Linked DNA regions of Mus musculus: region 1 is linked to region 2. A link is a loop called in an ENCODE intact Hi-C map of the cell type or tissue named here. Cell type or tissue: left cerebral cortex. All regions are shown on one strand. Links, peaks and the distances in the headings refer to the core of each region. The heading gives the core; the rest is flanking DNA.

What was found. A loop is a pair of places that touch in the nucleus more often than their neighbours do. Peaks named below come from ENCODE experiments on the same cell type or tissue, not always from the same donor. Only the 100,000 strongest peaks of a DNase experiment are listed, where the experiment ranks them.
Region 1: a loop joins it to region 2, with 3 times the contacts of the local background. A loop is called at or near these places in 24 of 42 quality-filtered maps.

Annotation. Positions count from the first base shown.
Region 1 is chr12:56,984,842-56,987,760 of GRCm38, reverse strand. The region is part of intron 1 of Slc25a21 (solute carrier family 25 (mitochondrial oxodicarboxylate carrier), member 21); the gene reads left to right. Among named protein-coding and RNA genes, the nearest start is that of Gm30001, 89 kb to the right of the region's middle. In left cerebral cortex, for the core only: a CTCF peak has its summit at 1,501 (motif pointing right); a DNase peak (open chromatin) is centred at 1,504.
Region 2 is chr12:56,692,968-56,695,886 of GRCm38, reverse strand. It overlaps Pax9 (paired box 9), which reads right to left and starts at 416. Exons shown (of 4, transcript NM_011041.3): 1 at 23-416. The coding sequence starts at 26. It overlaps Gm15524 (a long non-coding RNA gene), which reads left to right and starts at 1,120. Exons shown (of 3, transcript XR_003950120.1): 1 at 1,120-2,919. In left cerebral cortex, for the core only: no CTCF peak of the experiment used is centred there; DNase peaks (open chromatin) are centred at 242 and 1,310.

The DNA.
Region 1 (2,919 bases), core at 284-2,783, 290 kb before region 2:
CTTCCTTTCTCCTTCATTTTATTGATTATAAATGTAGTGGTGATCGTTTTATATTTGCTACAAAACGTCTCACATACTAGATTTTCAGCGACTCATCATCTTTGCTACAGGGAATTAAGACTAGGTTTCTTAGCCTGCTTTTTGAGTGTTAGTCTTGTATTCACTGGGAAACACTGATGGGAAGTGTGATCTAATGTCCTGCTTCCATTTTCCAAGAAGCCATTCTGATTAGACTTTGCAGTACTTTCAAGTCTGGACTGAGCAAGCTGTGCCGAACCTAGGGCCTCCGTGTAAATGGGCAGCCCTTAACTAAACCAAGTTTACAGGAAGTGATAAGTTTTTACATTTTGAAAGTGGAGAGGATTGTTATTAAAGCTTTGTCTCATTGGGCGTATAGGATAAGACATATGAACCTTAGGTTGGACTATAATTAAAGACAACAAAGCAAGGCTTACCCACGAGCAAGAATATGCTCCTGGACAGTTCTCATGTATGAAGGAAACTTTAAGCCAAATGTCTATAAGAATGCAAGTGCTTGATGAACTAAAGAAAATCTAGCACCAATAAGGGAACACTTACATTTTAAAAATCAAAGTCACCATTCAGTTACAGAAACTTGACTCCCAAATTACCACCATGCAAGCCCAGTATGAATTGGCCCTTCTGTGTCTGTACAGAACAGTTATTACCCACCCACGCCCCAACTACCACAAATATAGGCACAAATTAAAACTTGGGAAACGAACTAACATCCATACATTAAAATCTTTTCTTTAGGGAACCATAGATGCTGGCAGTTAGGGGGGACCCTAGCGTGAGTTTATTTGAGGAGATGGGCTGATGTTTCTCTCCATGACAGATGTAGCAGTTATTGTGTCTTTCCTTCTGTCCGCTTATGAGCCCATTGGTCACTTCTGAGAAAGAAACTTCCACAGAACCATCCTTTCCCCAGTCCCTAGGATGAGAGTTTAGTGGGGATGGGGCCCAGGGTTTACATTTTTCTATTTAACATGTCACAAATGGAAAGTGACTATCCCCCTACATGTAATGTTTGGCAATATTAAAACTCCAAGTTTAGTCCCAACTAGTCCTAAATATTGTTTGGTGACTTATGACCAGATAAAAACAAGACTTCAAGCATACAGCATGCTACTTAATTTCATAACGTTTTTTTGGCTGGTTGGAAAGAGACTAGTGTGATCCTGTTTGGGTAAACATACGATGGAAAAGGGCATTGCATGATCCTTACATTTATTGTGACATTTCCCCGGCTGCTGGTTGCATTCCTCCCCAGCGCTTTCACCACCTTCCAAGATTTCTTTCTTTCCCTGCAGAAGATTAAAGTCACGATATTTTGTTGCATAACTAGACACAATCACTGAAAATACTTTTCATTTGTCTTTCTTTCAAATATGTGTGATAAAAAGCCTAGATTAAAATAATTAAAAAGTTTTCCACAGCAAGCCTCCGAGGCAAAAGCAGAAAACTGTAGTACCGTCTATCTCCACTAGGTGCCAGCACGGCTCTGCTTCCTGTTCCAGTCCCTTCAGGGACAGTTTTCTTACTCCCTGGTTACTAAACTCTTGTACCTGCGCAGAGAGTATTTTTATTTGCTTACTTTGTTCCTGGAATTTTAAAAATTTAGCCAAAATTATTCATATCACAATAACTTATTGCTGAACATTTTAGATAAAAGAATTAAAACAGGTGCTGTCCCATTGAATTCTAGGAATTGGAAAATGAATTTAGGTCTCAAAAAAGCAATTTCCTTTCTTGTTCGACTTTTGTGAGTTTAGTATTGATCATAAAAGACGAGCTACGCTTAAAATAAGTGAAAATAAAGAACATGGGTAATATAAATAAACGGAAAATGATGCTAAAATAGTTGCAACGTATTGAGAGCAAAATTTTCCAAGTTTTGTTTTTGTAGGGTTACTTTCGAAGTTGATACAGTTGTTTATCGCTTGGTGTTGTGAATATAACTTCATACACCTTTGCTTTGTTTCATCTAATTATACTTTAACTTAATTTGGAGAGATTCTCAACATGTCACACATTTTTATGCTAACTTTCGCTTGTTATAGCAGGTTGGAAGCAAACCGTAAAATAAGCATTTAAACCACGCATCACACACGTTTCTAAAAGGTTTCCTTATTTCCCTGAGTTTCTAGAAACAAACCATGAATTTTTTCTAAATTCAATAAAAGTTCGATTTTATTTAATTTTATATATTCTAAACTACACAGGGAGAACACAATATAAAAATTTTATGCAGTAACTAAGTATACACAAAGACCTTCATTTTAGAAATCACCACTAAAGCCCTAAGCAATAGGATAAAATCACTTATCTAAAGCTGGGATCTACGATTGAAGATTTATATTAAAAGTACACGATCTTAATTTGAATTTCTTGGTGGAGTCATCTTGATATTTTAAAAGCTAGTTCTGTTAGTGTAGTATTTCTGTTTCCATTGTCAAATACATAGAAGATATTTTCTCAGCACTATTTTGTGTAATTTAAAAACAAAAAAGTCACAAAATGTGGGCATCTTAAAGTGTATATTTAAACTAATGTAATGAATAGATTTTTTTTTAAATTGATAGAGGATTTCTTTCATCTGCATTATGGGAGATCTGCTGGCTGATCTCCCTGGTTGTGTGCACTTCAGGAAAGACTTTGCTGTGTCCTCCCTGGTTCCACATTACTTCGTTTCTTTGTGTCAGAATTCTTGGTTTTTTTAAAAAAAAAAAAAAAAAAAAAAAAGCTTGGTTTATTCTCTGCATTACTTTCTGAACCTCCGTGCTGACATCCACAGTACAGCATTCTTCTCTTCTTTGGATTCATTTGTTCCTTTGACTCTGCAAAAGTATCTGCGTTCTTAAGAAGGCAAAGGGACGGGATGAAGTGCTGCTTAAT
Region 2 (2,919 bases), core at 147-2,646:
ACGTCCCCCATCAGCCACTCACCCATTGCTCTGAGCAGTACACCAACCCGGCCCCAGTTCCGCACTCCCAGAAAGAAACTTTTTTCTTGTTCTCACTGAGCCGGCCTGTCGCTGCTCCAAGCCGAGGGTGCCTTGGCTTCTTCCCGGGAGGAGGCGACAAGAGTGCCAAAGGAAAGAGTAAAAGGAAGTCTGTGCCGGGCTGAAAGAGGCTTGAGTTCTGCATTTCAATCTAAGCAGCAACGTGGGCTGGGCTGAGCAGGGCCGGGCGGCTCAGTCTATCACTCACTTGTGACACACCCCAAAAGAGGTGGGCCCGCGAGCAATCTGCGTTGTAATTGGTGCAGGCCGGTGAGTGACAGCTCAGTCCGGGAAACTCCTTCCGCCGTCTGTTTCTGGCTGGCTCCGCACCTGGGTGACTAAATACAATGAATAAGAGTGTTTGACGTCTTCCCAGGGGCGCCGCAAACAGAGTGCAAAATCAAGCTGATAAAAATGCTGAATAAGCGAACAGAAGCTTTGGTCTCGGTTTGAATAACTTTAAGTGGGTAGAGACCGAGGACACCTTTTGGGGAAGAGATGAATTTGTCAAATTAAAGTTGGAGGTTAGAGCTCTCAGAGAACAAGTGGCACGACCCTTAAGGGATGACTGAGAACTACCTGTCATGCTGACCTTTGGGGACTGTCAGAATCTTGTCCACAAATTCTATCTCCTTCCAGTTCACTCAGGATGGGGAGAAGTCGAGTGGAGGAGGCGCTTGAGGTGTAAGGACAAGAGACTCCTTCCCGTACCCCGCCCGAAGTGGTTAGTCCAGCAGTGAGGGGCTAAACCTCAGTCAAGCAGGATCCTAGCAGAGGCCAGGTGCAGTGAGGAAAAAAAAATTAAAAAACCAGACTAAAGAGGAGCACAGGACGTCCACGGGGAAGGAGGGTTGATCCCCGGAGCGCTGGTGGCAGTGGCCACGTCCATCCCATCCCACCCCCTTGCATCACTCACCCAGGGTCCTGGTTTCCGTGTGTAAGAATTTGCCAGGGTTCTCAACACCATAGAGCCACCTTGAAAGGTTTGATTTTAAATATGAAAGTCAGCCCCAAGGAGGTACCCGCTGACACTGCCTCTGAGCATCTGTATGTAATTCCCCGCGACTTCAGCTTAGCTACCACAGATGCTGTGTGGTTCTGCCTACCTGGGGATTTTTCACTTTCATTCACCCAAATCCGAAACGGATAGAAGAGTTTGGGACAGAGAAATGCATTTCTTTATGGAGACAAGGTTGTGACGTATGTGGACGAAATAAGGAAGAGAAGCATTGTGAATGGATTCGGGTATTTGTGTGACACCGGAAAGTGGATGATATTACTTCGTCTCCATCACAACAGCCCTCTCTTTAACACATATCCAGGATGTAGGTGATGCGCGCACTCTCCCGAAGGTTCTGCACACAAAGAAATCAGAGGAATCCCGATGTTCACCAGTAAATGACAAGAGCCCAGGACGTCTAGTAATCAGTCTTGGAGCTGACCATTGATCTCCAGGCATCTGCTTCTGTGGTGGGTGTGCACCCTGAATTCAAGTTACAATCAAGTTAAGGATTGAAAGATTACTTCAAATGTCTTTTATTGCAGTCAGGTATTTCCACAATGAGGCTTCACAAATAGAAATACTTGAACATAGCCCCCCCCCCCCTTTATTTGTTGGTTTCAGATGTTCAAAGTCATTTCAAGGCTCGACTTTGTGGTTTCATCCTTGTCTCCGCTCAATACTTGTATTGCGTAGTCAGGTGCTTTATAACAAGGAAAGCCAAGATTTCAGAAGCACCCCCAGCCCCATGCTATAGTATAAATTACTTGCAACTCAGAGACTGAGTGGAGATCAGAACTTCGCCTGAGACTTGCTCACAGAAGATACTGTGCTCTGCTCCGTGATGAGGAACCTTCATCCTCACGGGCAAGAAGTGTTCTCTGAGTGTGCTCTTTGCTCTACTTCCGTGCACCCACTGAGTATTTCACACCCTTCTGAACTGGTGTACAGAGATAGTGCCCCAGCCCGTGTGGACTAGCAAGATGTGGTGTCCTAATGAGAATCTAGCTACATCAACCCGGAGTGATCAAGAGACCTGTGTGTCTAGTTTGGGGTTTAGTACATAACATCTACTGCCGCCCCCTTTAGCTGTCGCACACCTCCCTTGCTCTTGCACAGGTCTACTGTTGGTCATCTATCGGTTTTTTTTTTTTCTTTCTATCTGTTGGACCTGGCTGTTGGTGATCTCCCTGGGCATGCGCGGACAGCATTTTACTGGGTCTCCTCAGTGTCCCTCAGGCTCTCCTACCAGAATATTCTTGGAGGCCCAGAATAAATCAACCTTGGGCACTTTGGGCCACTTTCAGCGCCCATGACCACCCGGTGCTTAGAGACCTTATAAACCGAAGATGCTGGAATAGAGGAGAGCCATGTCATCTCCAAGAAGGGGCCTGTGAGGAAACTCCCCTTCCCAAGCAAGGGCACACAGTGCCCTAGGGATCAAGTAGCCACAGATCCCAGGAGTCTTAGCAAAAACCAGGAGGGCGGAGATGTGTGAGGTGAGAGACAAGAAATGAAGGAGTGGGTAGAAGAGGGTAGGAGATGGAGAAGAGAGCCCTCCAGTGAGCCCTAGTGGACATAGAGATGCAGGACTTCAAGAAAGAGCAAGGGTCACTGAGGTCCAGGGCCCCTGGTTACTGAGATCTGGATCCAAGAGGTCATGGGGGAATCAGGAGAATTTTTACTGAAAGGAAAAATCTAAGACCAAAACCAAAACACAACCAGAAAGGCCTGCAGCTGGCTCGGGCCAGAAGGAAACCAAAAGCCTTTCTCTAAACTCCAAGGCCTCCTCTGGGGCGACCCCTTCTCTGGGTAAATATTTACTCAGTAGGAGACTGGAA